Linked DNA regions of Homo sapiens: region 2 is linked to region 1. The links are chromatin loops, found by intact Hi-C in ENCODE. Cell type or tissue: MCF 10A. All regions are shown on one strand. Each heading gives the region's core, and the rest is flanking DNA. Links, peaks and the distances in the headings are about the cores only.

The links. Hi-C counts contacts between places; a loop is a spot of excess contacts. Peaks named below come from ENCODE experiments on the same cell type or tissue, not always from the same donor. Only the 100,000 strongest peaks of a DNase experiment are listed, where the experiment ranks them.
Region 2: it touches region 1 in a loop (29-fold over the local background); 7 of 110 quality-filtered maps call a loop at or near these places.

The regions. Positions count from the first base shown.
Region 1 is chr20:58,233,856-58,242,902 of GRCh38, forward strand. It overlaps the pseudogene PPP4R1L. Among named protein-coding and RNA genes, the nearest start is that of ANKRD60, 9.7 kb to the left of the region's middle. RefSeq lists a silencer at 3,270-3,319 and an enhancer at 7,609-8,109. In MCF 10A, for the core only: a CTCF peak has its summit at 3,393 (motif pointing right); DNase peaks (open chromatin) are centred at 2,946 and 3,406.
Region 2 is chr20:59,452,106-59,461,152 of GRCh38, forward strand. It overlaps the pseudogene PIEZO1P1. Among named protein-coding and RNA genes, the nearest start is that of PHACTR3, 150 kb to the right of the region's middle. In MCF 10A, for the core only: a CTCF peak has its summit at 3,844; no DNase peak of the experiment used is centred there.

The DNA of each region.
Region 1 (9,047 bases), core at 320-8,319:
TTTATTTCAGACTTTCTAAATCTCAGATAAAGAATTTAAAAATAAAAGCAAAAACTATTTCCTTTAAGCTTTCTCCACAAATTGATTTGGAACATTGACTCTTCCTTCACAAAAGTCTGTGCCGTCTGTGAGTTTGTGAGTCTGTGAGTTTGTTGTTCACTCTGCCATCCACTGCCCTTCTCAGAGTGGGCTGCCAAAGCACTCCTGTAATGTCCCACTGGTCCAAGAGGGGGCGCTGGTGAGTCCTCTGGTGCCCGTGGTCATCAGGGAGAGAAAGGGGGCTTTGCGGTCTGGGGTCAGGTACGGTCCCAACCACGGCTTCACTGTACTATCAACAAAGCTGGGTGGTGGGTTCACAGAGGTTCATTACAGCAATCCCTCTACCTTTGTATATGCTTGAAAACGTGTGTAATGAAAGTTAAAATGTTTAAAACAATACTTTAGCAGAAAAAAAAAAATCATCGGCTTACACTTCCTGTGTGATCTTGAACAAGTGACCTAACCTCTCTGGGCTTCAAATGTTTCACCTAAAAGAGCTGGTCTAAAGGTAAATGGGTATGCCATGCTCAATACACATTACCTCTTGGTTTTTTTTTTTCTTCCCTGAGATGGAGTCTCACTCTGTTGCCCAGGCTGAAGTGCAGTGATGCAATCTCAGCTCACTGCAACCTCCGCCTCCCGAGTTCAAGCGATTCTCCTGCCTCAGCCTCCCAAGTAGCTGGGATTAAAGGTGCCCGCCATGACACATTACTTTTTATTAGAGAATTAAATGTGTGATGTGATACCTGGCACACAAGAGGTATTCAAGAAATGGCAGCCATTATCACTGCCATTGCTCCTAGGCAAACATAAATCACACCCTCATTTCCAAGAGGCTGAGTAGAGAGGGCGATCTGAGGAGCTGGACAGGATGATACGAACTCTACACATTTACTCTAAAGAGGTTAAAGTCTCTGCCCTAACCCACTGCCCAATTCTTCATCCTGCCTTCCTTCCAAAGCCACTGGCTAAGGTGAGGTGTAGTGGTGGACACAGACCTGTATAGGAAAGGAGTGGACTGTGGGCCTGGCCCTTATCTTACTGGATGGAAATGTGGGAGAGCAGAGGCTTGTTCACTTTGTCTTTAGCATCTAGAATCTGTCTGGACCATCGTAGGTACTCAATCAATAGCTATGTGGCAAATGAGTATGCCAGTGGGGTAACCCTGGGCAAGTCCCTTCACCACACTGGGTTGGTCCCAATGTCCTGTGAGATAACAGGGCTAGGTGAACTAATTCCTCAGTTCCTGGCTAGTGCTCCAGGCTGAGATTCTCTGTCTGGTGAACTTGATTTCATCACGTGGCAGATGTTACCCAGGGTAGATCCCTCCCGGGGTCTTGCTAACCTGACAAATGAAAGCGAAAGCTTGCCTTCCAACCCACTTAGAACAGTGCCGGAACCTTATGATGAGCTCATTGATGAAATTTAACCCCAATGCACTTTCACTGTTGGAATAGAACTTCTGCAGAATTGCCACGACCTGTGAAAAACATCAAAAGAGCACATTTAAAATGCTGCCATCTATTTGAATTACGAATACTACTCTACACGGAAACTAGACATTTTTATGCATCCTTCCACCTTTAAAATGAATTTATAGGCGCAGGAGAAAGTAATTTTTGTCACGGTCATCATTAGAACACAGAGAAAAAAGATGTTTAAATATAGGCAATACACACACACACATAAAACCCTTCATAAAAATGAAACTTCAAAGGAGACTGACATTAGAAAAATACATTCTTAATCTTAAGGTTCCAAATTTTAGAGCATGTCCCCTTGCTTAATAACTAAATCATTACCTTTCAGAACATGTCATTTTTATAAAATTTTAATACCATCAGAGTATCTTAAAATCAATATTGTCAAATGTGATTTTTTTTCATCAGTATTCAGCTGGTGTAAAGCCCACATAAAAAAATAGGATCAGCTTTTCTACAGCAGAGTCTTTGCTCACTAAATATTTTTCTACAAAACCAAGCTGTAAATCAACCTGTATTTTAAAAACACTAACCTATGGCTTAAAGAGTTTCATATATAAAAGGATTACTCCACAATTGCCGTCACTGAAACATATAACAAAAAAAGCTATCCTACAAATTGATAAAACTATAATATAGTTCCTAATTTCAAATTTTAAAAGCTAGTTTCATAGGTTAGCTGACAAAGTAAGCCCAGAAAAATTAAAAGAGTTAAAATGGAAGATACATCAACATTCCTATTTGTAAAAATCACAGAGCAAATGCCCTGATTCCTTACTAGTTTGAAGGAGATCCACCGAACTTCAGAAACTTGATCTGCACACAACTTTAAGGCAATGTGCATTAGGTAATCATAAACATCATTGGGACTATAGAGTTCCAGAATCAGTATCAGCTGTCTGAAATTAAAAGGAAAACAACAACAACAAAAACAACAACAAAAAAAACATTATTTTTGGGCAAAAAAACAAAATTATTGATTTCTTTTTACTGTTATTTCATCTTACAGATAAAAATAGCCAGGCTGGGAAATGAACAGCAAAAGACCCAGCAAGATTTCGGTCTTCAGTAAAATGCCAACAGCAGAAAGCTGAGCAAAATGACCATGCAAAAAAAATGTGAACAAAATTTTAATTCTTCATCTCACACACATACAAATCAAACAAAAAGGAAATAAACTCTGTAAAATAGAGGCTGAGAAATTTATGAATACAGATTTAATATTTCAATTTTAGGTTATCAGTTGAAAAGCACATAAAACTTTAAAAATCAGATAACATAAAAATAGCCAGAATGTTGAAGTTCACAAAGGTCAACAGATCAAGCGAACACTCTGAGATTGCACGACCGCCCCGGCGTTTCTCCGACTGCAAACCGAACCGGATGCTCCTGCTCGCGGCTCTTGGCAGCACGAGGTGGTTTCACTGCAGCGAGGTCCGCTTGGAGAGAACTGGGAGCGCGTGCTCCTTACTCCGAAAGACAAAAGCATGCAGGAGACGGCTGGCTGCGAAAACCCACTACCAAAGCTTTCACTACTTTCTAAATGGGGATGGGGAGAAGGGCATGAAAATAAATGACATTGCTTTCACCCAGGCAACGAAAGGAAATGAAAAAGAGATGGGGAGGAAGTTAGAACCAGAAGCCCGGAGTGCTGGTGAATACTTTCATATCAAAAAGCACCGTTTTCAAAAACATGATACCAATATCATGGGCACCGGAGCACAGAATTCATATCAGTCGCTGTGGCTTCAATAAGCCGGGAGATGGGAGATAGGGCGCGTAGGGGGCTAGATAACGTGGTCGGGCACTGGGGCCGCGCAACCACCCGGGGAAGCCCCGCCGGGCACCGAGCGCGCCTACTTCCCGTGCGCCGCCGCTAGAGGTCGCACTGCTTTCATGGAAAACGTGGGCCTGTTTTTCTCGACTCAGAACAGGATGCTGGGAACATGGTAAAATGACTGAAACCTCAATCTCTCAAATTAAGCAGAATGATTAAAGACCACAGCAAAGAGAAAGGCTTTCGGTTTGCCCCTGGCATCAGCCAAATCATATCCTGAATAGCTGCAAAAGCCTGATGAATTTATTCAGGGAAGACAATTATTTGAGAGATTTCTAGTTGTGGATGAGAAAAATGAAAACTAAAGACACCGAAATGAAAACAAGGTAAAAACTAAAACCCAAACAACAACTGCCACAAACAAATTCCCTCCACACCGTGAAAGGCACATTATATACCTTAGGAAGGGGAGTTATTTAAACTGATGCTTCCACCCTTTCATCATCACTAAAGCCTGGAACATTCCTTTTGCCAGCTCAAGACAGAATTAAATAACTCCTTCAGGCACAAAATGATGTGCAGATAGGAGCCACCTTGGGGAACCTTTTTGTTTCATAATCATCTCATCTGGGTTAGACCCCTTCCTGTCTCCCACAGTAGCTAAAGGGCATTAAGCATGCTGTACCCTACGGAGAGGACCACACTCAGAATGTTCAGGAAAGCTCTGGTAAAAACTGCTCCGATTAATAGGAAAACACTGAAGAGTGGGTGATTCATCTTTTATTTGGTTCAAATAAATTGCCTTCTAGAACAGCAGAACACTCTAATTCGAAAGTGACTCAAGCCCTGTCTTCATCTGAAAATGAATGTCTCCCCGGAGACTGTGGTATTTGTAACTCAGGGTTTTTGGAATTCTGTTTATACCTTAATAAAAACATAATCTCTTTATCTAAAAGAACACTATTGCTGCTGCTTTAGAAATCAATTATATGGTAAGAAAATTAAGATTTATTCCATCTAGTTTGCTTTCTCATATCCCCAAATATGTTTTTACTTACTCTGCTAGTTCATATCGAAACCTCCAATTCCTGCTGTTATCAGTCACTACAAATTCTTGAAGCTGATAAAGATAGTCTCTCCTCTTGTCTTCATGAAGCAACTATTTTTTAAAAATGTATATATAAACAAACATGTATAATCCTTCAAAATGACCCCAAATGCCCCCTTTTATTCCACTTCCAATTATACATTTGTCACTGGCAAGAACTTTTGCATTTCCCCTACACCTCGTCATCTATCACGCAGCGTGGCTGCGAATGAACACTGCTGTACACTGACATCAAATGCATCCCTGAACACCTCCAACCTTTTCCCCTGGCTAGGACATGTGCTTATTATGTATTTCTGAATGCCCCTGAGGTCTTCCTGCTTTAGTAATTTCCTATCTAAAAACAAAAAAACAGACAAACAAAAACCCAGTCTGTGTGTGTTTGGAAGACAGTGTGCCACTGCCGCTTCCCAGGGAGCGAGGCTGCTCGGCACCAGGAGAGGAGAGACTCAGCTGGAGCAGCGCACACCAGAGTCCGTGAAGGGCAGCTCTTGGTCATGTGGATGAGAGTAATTAGTTTCTCTAGGTCATTTTTAAACTCTTATTTTTTATATTCATCGTTCGTTTGGGGGGGAGGGGGGGAAGCCAGAAGGGAAGCAGCAGCGACTTGCAGAAAAAGTGCTTCATGCAGAACAGAGGTTGGACTTCAGCCCAGGCTCTTCCCCTGGGTGACTTCTGGGCAAGTCAGGTCACTACCTGGGGGCCTTGATTTCTTCTTTTGCAAAGAGTGTGCTAGGCTTTGTGTCTACCATCTTCCACAGAATTAAAACTCTAATGGACAGGAAAATGAGGAGAAAAAAGTTTAAAATATTTACCCATCACTGAAAGAACATCCACTTTAAGATTATGGATGGTACATTTCAGCTAAAGAAAGCTAAAAACTGCATTGTTTTTTTCACTGACACCATAGACATCCAGGGCTTCACAAATTTGATTCGGAGAGAGGAGGCTTGTTTTTTGCTTTTAACCCTTCTTCCTACCTTTAGAAAATCATACAGGTGTCTAAGAACTCCTATTCGCACTTCATCCAGATCCTTTAAAAATCCATTGAAGATAGGCACCAGGTCAGCTGCTGTTAACTGATCCCCAAGAATCACAGCCAGCTCGTGAATGGAGAAGGCTAGGGCTCGCCGTACCTTCCACTAGGGGTGCATAGCAGACACACGAATCACGACAAGCAAGTGCAATTCAACCTCTTCCGTATCTTACATGGCATTTTTGGAGCAAAATGAATACTGCCAGGTGTTGGCCACTTAAAGCTTTATTTCATCAGAGACCAGTAAACATGCCAATTTGCATCCACATAAAATTCAGGCCAATAAGCCTTGCTGCAGCTTCCCTTTTCTCCCTAATGAATGACCCACCCTCTTTCTGCACGTGCCTCTGGAAAGGCTTTTACCTGTACATCAGAAGCCAGTGTTTCATATGTATCTTTCAGGCAGTGCCAATTTTGCCTGCCCAGGGTCAGTGCCACCCCTGGGAGGCTGTAGGCACAGTGTTTGGCTATGTCAGTATCGACAGTCTGGGCTCGAGCTGGGTCAGTCATGGACACATACTGATCTAGCAGCGGCTGAGGTATTACATCCTGGGAAATGAGAGAGAAAGGAGGCCATCGTGAATGCAGGAAAATACTCATGAAAAACAAGGAGTTTGGAGTTTAGAGGTGAAAACAATAAAGCAGAAATGTGAGAGGAACATGAGGCCTTCCTAAAGCCAAAGGGCTTCAGATTGCCAACTCTGTTTTCTCCAGAGAGTGGGTTTTCAATTTTGCTTGAAGTGAAAGCAACACCCAAAACTCATCTTCTTAAGATTGGCACAATATTTGATATCATAGAGGACAGTCTAGACAGCAATGTCTGCTTAGGCTGGTACATCCAGCTCTTGAGAATGGAGACTGCCTTCTCTTTTCTTACAACTGCCCCAAGAACCTAGCACCTGAGACCTTATACTCTGATAATCACGTCTATGTTTGACTGTGCTTGACTGAGATAGAACTCAATCAAATCAGTGTTAGATGTCTTATTTTTTTCTCATATTAGTTTGCTTTATTGAAAACACTATTATAGATTGTTCAGAAGCTTAAACACTACCTTACAATTAATTTTTTACAATTAGCAACACGAAATATGAATTAAAATATGTAATCAATATTGATAGAAGAAAAAATATTTGGTTCCAATTCTTAAAGTTAACTTTAAGAAAATACACAGTTTTGAGTTGCCTCCCCGCCCCCCCGCCCCCGAAAGAAACGAACCTGTAATTTAGATTTATTCTCTTCAAGTGGGGTGGGATCCTGCCTCTGGTCAGTCTCCAGATGGTCACTGGTTCCATTTCTGGGTCCACCTGGATCCTACAGAGTTGATTGGACATGTTACCAATTTGCTCCAAAGGAAGCAGCTGTCCTGTCACTTCCCCTTCAAAGAGTCCTTTTTCAATGCCAGAAATTACTTCTGTAAGCCAAGGCAAAAGCTTTCCTTGAAGTCAATGGTATCTTTCCAGATGTTAAAAATTACATTTGCACAGTTACATATGATACTGTATAAACCAGTTCTTTTAAGTGCAAAGGAAAATTGATTTCATACATTTTAATTTCAAGACTGCTGGAGGTCCTTACAGAAATACAAAGGCTAAAGTGAAAGCACTGAGGAGCAACCCTGTGAGTTTGCATCCACTATTCCTTATGCCCTAGGGACTCCCTGGTATGGCTAACCAACACCTTTAAGTAATATTCACATGTTTAAGGCACAGACTACTCCAGAAGGGTGAGGTTTGCAAGAAGTGGTAGAGCCAGCACCTCCAGCATTTCTTGGTAATCAGGGATTGCAGCAATGGTGGGTCCCTGAAAGAGGATGGGGGCTGGGGAACCCAATGAATCTGAGAGAAAAGATGTGGCTGATACAGGAGTATTTAATCAGAAAATTGTCCTAGATTTTCACAGGTACAAACACTCCTGATGTTCGCTGATAAACCTTTACATTAGGTAAACAATTAAAATGAACAAGAACATTCAATGGTGACATTTTGGTCTCTGATCGTTGATTAACATTAACTGAGATGGACCTGACCTTCTCCTTCAACCATAACATGGATTTCCAAGTTGCACTTGAAATGTCATACTGTCTACCAGCTTAATGGATTCTGACAAATCAGCTCAATGTATGATCCAGGAAAGTCGATTAACACACCGATAGATGCTTCGTTTGCTCTGAGGCGCGCCACCAGAACCTTCAATTCCCAAGGTTTTCACTGATATGTACTATTTATTTTAACAGAGGACATGATAAAACAGAAATATTTTGGTATAAAAACCTAAGACCTCAATTTCTTGTGGTCTTATTATTAATAAATTCACATATAGTAACAAGATGTGTCATTAGAATCACTATTATCCCTTTAGAAATTAATTTTATTCCAAAGTCTTCAGTGCAAGCATATGTGCAGCACTTAATCCAGGAGCCAAATCAAGGCTTAAGCAAATCACCACAAGTCATGGCACCTCCAGAAGGTATTGTGAGTTCCCCAAACCCCAGTGGGACACCATGCTGGCTGGCTACCTGTGCACCCACCACTCAGCATCCAGCAGCCTTCTTTCTAGCAGGATCCCGACTCAGGGGGCTCCCATGTTTCTGCCCAGTTCACCATGCTCAACCCATGAATGCACACCGTGACTGTGGCCAGGAAGAGGGAGGCAGAAGGAGAGGGCAGGGAGGTGGTTTCCCGCCTGGGGTGTCCTTGTTCTTCAAAAGAGACAAGTGGGAAGACACAGGCCCCGCCTTCCACTGGGCATTTCATGCTGACAAAAGCCACCACAGCAGAGGGGAAGGGTGGACAGATCAGCACCAAAGGTATGGAGTCTAGCAGCCCAGAAGCTGCCCAACCACAGCACTTCTTCCTCTTGTCTTGTGCAAGAGAACATTTTCCTCATGGTTCTTGGAGTTTTTTATTTCCTCTCCCTTCTTTTGCGACAGGAAGCATCCTAATTAATCCCACTAGGATCTTGGAGTCAAGCCGCAAATTCAAGGGCTCTGCCCTCCCACACCATAAAACAGGCTCCATTACACAAACCCTTTTAAAGCTGCAACTCAAAAGCCCCAGCCTGGAGGAATCTGTTCTTTTTTTTTTTTTTCACCTCTATGATAAAGAAGTCCAAATACTATCACATCCCCACCAAGGTAAATGTGGTCACACCCTTCTACTTAACACTTGCAACTTTTGCACTCTAGGTAACAAGGTTGACAATAATGAGCTTTCTTGCTAATTTTTTTAGCAACAAACCAGCAGAAGAGGATATCACCCCATTTCTTATTAATCACAGATAACCAACTCCTACACATTTTATGTTTGAGTTCTAAAATGTTTTATTTTGCTTTATTAGAGCAGGCCTAAGGGGTAAGGGAGGTGTTAATCACTGAAATCAAGTTCTAAACTGTATGAATAGAGAAACAACTGGTATTTAGGCCCTGGAGACCATGAGATTGAAGAGATTATCCATCATGGCACATGATAATGACACGGTGCTATCCCAATGACTGTATGACCACAGACTCCTCCCTCATTTTAATCCTCCATTCTGCCCCCCTACCTGTGGAAGACCCCAACTTAAAGTGGTCCAAGTGGAAGCTTAGTAGAAACTAGGACAGCT
Region 2 (9,047 bases), core at 571-8,570, 1.2 Mb after region 1:
CTCCACTATTTATTGGCTCTATTATTCAGAGGGCAAGCTAAGCCATCTTGAGGCCTCACTTTCCTCATTTACAGAAGGAATTAACACGGTTTACATGTGGTGTCAAGATCACACGAAAGCATGAACATGCAAGTTTCCAGCATGGTGTCCAGCCTTCCTGTCTCTCTCCAGACCTCCCTTTCTTATTTGTTCACTCATCCATCCATCCATCATGGACTCCCGGTCATATACCAGACACCATGCTGTCACTGGGCACAGAGCTGTCAACAAGAGAGATTGTCTCTGGCCATGTGCAACTCACAGACTGAAGAGGAGAGAGAACTTTTCCAGACTTTGCTGGGAAGAGAGCAAAGCAGCGATGCTTCAGAGAGCACTGGGCAGGAGAGCCGGAAGTAGTCAAGGCCGGCCGCTGTGGGGTGGGAGAGAGGGGACAGTAGTGTTAACACCCCTGCAAGGGCATCTTTTTGAGCACCCCATCTGTACCAGACACCCTGCCAGCCTCTGAAAACAACATTGATTAAAAAGAACATCCCTGGCTGCCACCCTCATGAAGTTCACGATCTAGTGGGGGATATGGCTGTTACCCAAAGAATCACACAAAGAAGTAGAAAATGATGAGATTGGTGTGGGCAAAAGGAGGGGCTCGGTGCCAAGACGGCCTATGTTAGGGGGATTTGGCCCATTAAAGGGTCTGGGAACATGGCCCTGAAGCAACTGTGTTCGAGCTGAGCCCTAAAGGTGGAGTACGGCCAGGGCAGAGGGAACTACTAGGCCAGGAGTGCCTGGGGTGTAGGGCAGTGGAGTGCCTGGGGTGTAGGGCAGTGAAGGCCCTGAAAGGAGGCCGAGGGCAGGGTGCAGCTGGAGGAGGTGCAGGTGTAGGAGAGCCTTGTGGGAAAGCCTGGCCAGGCTGGCTGCCCAGGACTGGGCCAGGCTAACAACGCAGCATGGTTCTGCAGATCGCAGGAGGCGGCCCGGGTGCCAAGCAGCGCATGAGTGACCCGAGCATCGGGGGAGGTGCATCTGCCCTCAGAAGGCAGGCAGAGTCGTTCTCTAGTCTCTTTTGCTCCGTTTCCCATCTTACCCCTCCTTGTCTTCCCTGGGTCGGGAAGGACCGAAGGGGGCCCAGCCCAGCGAGTTGGGAGCCCAAGTTGGAGGTGACTTCCACCTTAGTTTGCTGCCCTAAAGGTACTGCCCCCGGGATTCCCTTCCAGGGGCATCTTATGTATGTGACTGTGTTCTGCTCCTTCCTGGTCACCTCAGTGGTACCGCACTGCAGACACTGGAGTACATTTTACTGATGGCAGGACAACCTAGGTTGAAAATTAGTTTTTGCAGCAATGTTTATAAAGTAAAAGATTGAAAACCCTGTGTCATGTCCATCAGTAGGGAATGGGTTGAACAGCTCACAGCAGGACTCCTTAACTCTGGCATTATTGACATTTGGGGGGTGGGGAATTCCCTGTGGTGTGGCCTGTCCTGTGCATTGCAGGATATTTAGTAGCATCCTGGAGGGCAGAATCACCCCCCAGTTAAGAACCACTGGATTAAGATTCATATACGCTATTGTCTTGTTGCTCAGCTCAAGAAAAGAAGGGAGGGTCCCTTTTCTGATTAGGAATCCCAAGCAGACCCAGCATGAGCAGCCCTCCCTTGAAGCCAGCAGCTCAGTGTGAAGAGCTCCCAGACAGCCCTTGTCAGGCCTGGGGACAGAGGAGGGTGAGGACTTGAAAAATCACCAGCAGAGAGTAGAAATGGAAACCACCTGTGCACAGTTTTCCTCTATGCGGGCTGGCTCTGCAGCTGCAATAAGAAACATCGAGAAAAGCTGATGAAGTGGGGAAAAGGATCCAGAACAGATGTGTTTCCTGTACACATTTCAAATGTGCCGGGCAGAGGCCGGCGGAGGCCCTATGGGACGCAGAGAGGCCCTGCTGTGTTGAGGTCCCAGCTGCCATTTTGCCTGCCTTCTTGGGCTCCAGGATGTTGGCCTCAGGCTCCCCGCTGACCAACCCTGTTTGGGGTTAAGTGAACACCGCTGGACAGACGTCAAGTCATGAGAAAAACTCCATCCTGAGAGTCATCTTAAGCTTCTTGGGATTTCAGTATGCCCAATTGATTCCAGCTGGTGTCAAATCAGCATATTTTGCCTAATTACATTCATTTTTGCAGGTGGTCGCCATCGGTTTCATTTACAAGAACTCAGAGTAGCCCCAAGAAATGAACTAGATAGCTGGCAGAGCAGTCCACAGTGGGGAAAAAGTCTGTTTTTGTGAACACTGAATTGACATATGCTTTTCCATAAACCCAGGCTTGCAAGGAGTCGTGCTCATGGCCTCCTTGTCTACTTTCCATCCCTCAGTCTCTCTCTCTTTTTAAGGCATAAATGTGAAAAGAAAACAAATCTCTCCTCTCCTATCTTCCCCGGCCCGACTCAGGGATTTGAACGCTGCTCATTGCTGGCCCAGCTGAACCAGGGGGCCCAGACCTTAGCCTCCTTTGGAAGACTGCCATGTAAATCAGTGGCCTACACCAAGTTTTCTCAGTAATGTGAGTCCTTCCTTTCCCTAAAAATGGGAAATGGGGCCTCCACAGGTCATCAAAAATGTGGCTTAAGCCTGGTGTGGTGGCTCATGTCTGTAATCCCAGCACTTTGGGAGGCTGAGTGGGTGGATCACCTGAGGTCAGGAGTTCGAGACCAGCCTGGCCAACATGGTAAAACCCCATCTCTACTAAAAATACAAAATTAGTTGGGCATGGTGGCACATGTCTGCAATCCCAGCTACTTGGGAGGCTGAGGCAGGAGAATCGGTTGAACCTGGGAGATGGAGGTTGCAGTGAGCTGAGATGGCACCACTGCACTCCAGCCTGGGCGACAGAGTGAGACTCCGTCTCAAAAAAAAAAAAAGAAAAAAGAAAAAAAAAGAAAAAGAAAAAATGTGGCATAAAAACAGAACATCTGGCCAGAGATCATTGTTTAATGGAATCCTCTCCAAGGGTTCTCTCTCTTGCAGACCCGTCCAGGGCATTTCAGAGAGAAGAGCCTCGAAGCCCAGCCCGGAGAGGCAGACCAGAAACAACTGAAAGCAGGCCGGGGAAGATAGGAGAGGAGAGATGTGTTTTCTTTTCGTATTTAGGCCTTAAGATCCAGCCCATGTCAGCCTATCTCCTCCCCAATTGCGGGAGTCAGACACATGTCCCCCGGAACAGAACAAGGTGTGCAGCTGGGGAGGAGACGTGCCACTGTCTAGCTTGGGGCCCACCTGCCATGTAGCTCCCAAATAACATAGTGAAGTGGTTAAAGGGCACTTGTTCTGGAGCCAAGTGGACCCAGGTCCAAATGACAGCTTTCTGACTGACTTTCACTCACTTACCTGGGACCTTAGGCAAGTGACTGGTAGCACTGAGGTCCTGCAACATGTGGGCAACCCTATCTCCCCCGGGGGTGACTGTGAGATCAGAGGAAATGTGTGCAAAGCACTAGCACAGGGTGAGGCTTTGGCACACAGTGCACTGGGCTGGCTGTGATACATGGTAGCTGGCACAAGGTCAGGTCTCAGACTGCTGCAAGTATTACAGGGCAGTGAGACATTGTAGCCATTGCAGTTATCATCAATATTCCCTAGCTCTGATAATTCTCTCTCCTCACCCCAACCTGTGGGAGTATAGAAAATGGGTACTAGCAGGAAAAAAAGCCCAGGGTTTGGCAGGATTCAGGCCATTTCAGGGCTGTTTATGGACAGAAACTTCTCAGTCTTTGGATCACGGCAAGGAAATTTTTTTCCAAATCCTTGGGTAGCTCATTTGTGAGGCAACAGCACCCTCTCTGGTCGGAAAGCAGCATTTTCTCTAGAATTTTCTCTGGGGGCTTCAGGGCACCTACACCCAAAAAGTGAACAGGTGTGTAAATGAGTGTGGTGTGGTCTTTATCCAAGGAGGTCAGGGCAACCTCAGCATCTCCCCCTTATCTGTGGGCGACTGCATCCATTTCTTCCCCCTCATTCTTCCCAGCTTTCATTGCTTCTGAACTGCTGACAGTGGGGACAGTGGGGACAGTGGGGAGGGAAGTATCTGTGTCTGAGGAGCCCGCAGTACCCCCTCTCAGGCTTAGCCACACTGGCTGCCTGCTCCAGTTCCACCCTCGGGGCCAGCACTTACTCGGCATATCCGAGTTTTGGTTTGTCCTGGCCTTTTACAGTCCTGGGAACTGTGACTGGACCTCCACTCACACTGACCTCTCCCCAGCACCCTTCTCCACCACCACTACAGAAACTTGCATGCTATTTGGTTTGGAAAATTCCAGAAGGCCCGACTCTCCTGTGGGTCTGTGTCACCCCTGACCAAGTCCCAGCTCTGAGGTCTCAGGCAGGCCAAGCTGCCTCTCTGAGCTCCTAGAGCCTCAGCCCCGGAGGGGCAGTGGTGGGGCATTCACAAAGTAATCTGTGGTCATACCTGGCTCCAGCAAGCCCACAGGCTGTGCCTGCCATGCCGACACGCCCCTTCACACTGCCAGCAAGTGGCTGCGTGGTCCTGTCTCGGGGGCTTCCCCCACCTGTGGTCCGGGTGTTGTCCCATTCAGCCTTGTGACATCTCTGCGAGCTCCCCTTCTCGTTGCCAACCTACCCTGAGAGATGCAGCTCAGAGAGAGGAGCGGGCCCAGCCTGCTGGGGGTGTCCCTCCAGTCTAGAGCGAGACTCTCACCCAGGCCCCCCATGGCCCAACAGAACCCTGGGGGCTTCCAGGCCCCACACCCGCTGCTCCTCACGACCCCTTTTCTCTGTCTCCATGGAAGCTTGGAGATACAAGTTGGAGAGAACAAAAGCTCGGGGGCCCTTCCCGGCCACTCCCAGCCCGGCTCCCTGGGCCTCCGCCCGCGGGCTGACAGCACAGAGAAGCTTCAGGAGCGGTTCAGCTTTGCTCTCACCTGCTCTCTTGAGCAATCTGTGATGGCTGTCAGAGAAACGCCTGCTTTAATTAGTTCTTCACTGATTACTATTAAGTGGCACGTTATGTAATTATCCCAGGGCAGGCCCCAAATGGAGTCTATTTCAAGCAGTTACCTGAATTTTGTGAATGAAAATTATGGTGATTCCATCTCGACTACACCACCCGGCACCCAATCAACACATATAGTGGCAAACCCAATAACCCTCCAACGGGCGGTGAACAATGCCATGGCTCCTGCGTCCAGGCTGCCTGGCAGCTCACGGGATGCTCACAATGGCCCTGACAAGTGTTTGTCTCACAGGTTGGAAAACTGAGGTTCAGAAAGAGTGGGTAATTTGCCAAAGTCACACAGCTGGGAAGTCACACAGCTGGGACTGGAGCTCAGGCAGTCCAGCTCCAGAGTCCCAGCTCCTAACCTCTATGCAGTTTAGTTAGTGACTACAACTGCTGTTTATTTAGTGGCTTATGTTGTTAGTTAACCACAGAGATAGATGATTTGTACGCATCATCTTTCCTAATCCTCACTACCAAGTGGAGGTGGTATTATGCCCATCGTACAGATACAGAAACTGAGGCACAGAAAGATCTAGCTAGCTGGAAGTGGCAGAGATGGTTTTCTATGGCTTGACAAGCCTCTTAGCACGTACTCTTAGCTAGGAGGCAGTACTGTGGAAAGGTTTGCCTTTGTCCAGAAATAGAAAGTGTAAGACCCCATCAGAGCTAATGCTCATTCAGCACCTGCTCCGTCCAGGCACTTCCCTTGGATCATTCAATGCCCACATCACCTTTGTGGGATTGGTCCAATTATTATCCCCCCTTTCACAGATGAGGAAACTGAGGGTAAGAGGAACTGGGGGAAAGACTTTGTGAAGGTTCCACAGCTGGTGTGTAGCAGAACCAGGACATAAGGTTGCTAAAACCACAGCCTAAGCTCTTAGCTGTCACTCTATCAGTTACCAGGATTAATATCACCACACACGGCCTGACCTCTGTTTAGGAATGTGCTTTGGCCAGAAAATGAATTCTAAATTATTGTTCCTTCAGGATGGGCAGTAGGGTACTAAGAACACACTACTTCTTCACTGGCCTTTGCTCTGAGAAGAGGGATGTGCTGGACATGTAGTTGCCTGGGACTGGGGCGCTGGGAGGTGATTGGCTCATGGAACTGGTGGTAAGAAAACCCAGGATGTACATTTTTTTTTTTTTGAAACAGAGTCTCTCTCTGTCGCCTAGGCTGGAGTGCAGTGGTGTGATCTTGGCTCACTGCAACCTCTGTCTCCTGGGTTCAAGCAATTCTCCTGCCTCAGCCTCCCGAGTAGCAGGGATTACGGGCACCCCCCACCATGCCTGGCTAATGTTTGTCTTTTTAGTAGAGATGGGGTTTCACCGTGTTGGCCAGGCTGGTCTTGAACTCCTGACTTCAAATGATCTACCCTCCTTGGCTTCCCAAAGTGCTAGCATTACAGGTGTGAACCACCGCACCCAGCCCAAAATGCAAATTCTTATTGCTTTCCCCGAGTCTGCTGGCAATCCTGTCCTTCTTTCTAGACTCCCATCCTTCATCTTTCATATCTTAGGTCCTCTGCCTACTCCTCCAGCGACACCTCCCCAGAGGACAGAGGCTTTTGCATTTGTGGAGAAACCCCTCTATTTCCTTGTCTGCTCAGCATCTAGGCACCCTTCACTGGTAGCAGCAACTTATTCCACCTCGGGGAAGAGCCCACACTCACTCTCAGTCCACATGACTGCCATGGGGTTTACCCTTCCTCCTCCCTGACCTAGTGGGTAAGCATGTGACTCAGCCTGGCCAATCAGAGTCACAGTCATTTGGTTAGTGATGGGCATGTGACCAAATTCAGGCCAGTGAGATCAGGTCTGGGAATTTTGCTGAGATTATTGGGAAGGTTCTCCTTTTCTCCTGCTGGGATGGCAGTCTGGAACTGCTTTTCTGCAAGGCCTGAGAAAGAAGCTGTGGTTATAGTCTTCAAGATGTCCCCTCATGAGTCTCACCTCCTAGTATTCATGTCCTTATGTAGTCCCCTCCCACCTTGGATAAGGCTGGCCTGTGTTACCATAGAAGGTTGCAGGAATGACGGAGTGTGACTTTCAGGCTAGTTCATTAAAGACTTGCAGCCTTTACCCTGATGTCTTGGATCTCTCTGTCTGTCTGGGAAAACCCTGTGGCCATGTTGGGAGGTCACTCAAGCAGCTGTGTGGCGATATCCACATGGAAAGGAACTGGGGCCTCCTGCCAATAGCCATGGGAGTGAGCCCTTTTGGAAACAGATTCCTCAGCTCCAGCAAAATCTTTAGATAACTGCAGGCCTGGTTACTATCTTGACTACAGTCTCATAAGAAACCTCAAACCACTACACCACTTCTAAACTCCTGACCCACAAACACTGTGAGATAATACATGTTTATTGTTGTTTTAGGCAGCTCAATTTTGTGGTTATTTGTTGCAAAGCATTAGGTAGCAAATACAGACACAAATACAGAACACAGCACTGAGAGGTGGAGAATGAATGTCAGATTCCTCATATTTCAACCACCTAGATCCAGCCATGCCTCAAGTCAGCACGCTTTGGTTTGCCGGTTACATGAGCCAACCATTCCTCCTTTGGCTCAAGCCAGTGTGGATTTCTTTGCAACTAAAGAGCCCTCGCCAATACAGAGGTTGTCACGAAAATGTGTGCCCCAGGAGCCAAGAAAAATCTCAACCACCAGATCCCAGGAAGGGCAGGAACCACAGGAGAGGACTTGGGGGTGGAGGCAGCAGGTGGTGGAGGCCCTTTACTCTAATGTCTGCCTGAGGACGCCGCAGCCCTTGCTGCAGGACCTTCCTCCTCACTCACAGTCTCACCCCCTTTACACTAATGTCTGCCTGAGGATGCCACAGCCCCTGCTGCAGGACCTCCTTCCTCCTCACACACAGCCTCACCCGGATTCCCATCTTCTCCTTGTCCTTCTCCTCCCTGACTCACGCTTCCTGCTTTCTTGTTGTTCCAGCTTCTTTGTGGCTTCACCTTCACCTTCGCCACAGGCTCCCCTACACTCAGGCTTCTCCGGGGGTTCAGCCTATAGGGACCCTCAGCAGGAGCTCAGCCAGGGAGAAGAGACTGAGGTTGGTTGTTTATCCCCCTGGTCCCCCCAAATAAGGATCTAAGTGTCAATGGCAGCCCTCTGCTAGCCCTCAGGTCACTGGTGCTGACATCAGATTCCAGTAAGCATTCCTTCCTTTTGCCCCATCTGGCACGAAGGTGGTCATGTCCTCCCACCTGATCTGGGCACACACAATTTTTCTTTCCAATTATATAAATAAAACATTTGTAATTTTAAAAACTCTACAGTTTGCATGGGGGAGGGCAGGGACTATAGCACCAATCAGGCCGTGGGGACACAGTGTCCTCTGACAGCAGCATCAGGGTTCAGGCAGGCCGGGAGGACATATCAGAGCTGGTGGCCTTGGACGGGGCAGCAGCTCCTCCAGCCTGAGGAGTGCCACCCCCTGTGTGGCCGTGCTGCCCAGCAGGCCGGCTCCCTTCCCTCTAGGGTGCCAGCAGCAGCTCCTACTCCTCACGAGTCCACTTGATCATGGTCTCCAGTGAGCGATAGAGGAAGATGAGCTTGGCAGACAGCTCCTCCTCCAGCTCCAGCTCATGGGTCTCGCACGCCAGGAAGATGTCCTGGCAGAGCTTGAGGATGTGGTCCCTGCATGGCAGCTCCTCCAGTGTGATGGAGTGTGAGATCTCGCTGAAGAAGCTGCACATGGACTTGCCCGTGACCAGTGTGACCCCCTCGGCCCACACCTTTATAAACTGTCCCTGTTCTCAATTCCCCTCCATTTTCACCATCTCCTGCCCATGCCCTGGCTGATACAGTGATCGACTGTCGTTGTCATATCTGTTTTGCAGGGGAGGAAGCTAAGGCACAGAGAAGTGAAGCAACTATGCATTGTCACACAGCGAGAAAGTGGCAGAGCCAGGGTAGCCAGGCAGTGTGAGTCCAGAGCTTTTCAGCTGTGTTCCAAAGGCAATGTAGTGACAGGCTTTGATCCATGGTTTAGAACAAAGGCTCGGGTTAAGGTGGGGATGCTGGGCTGC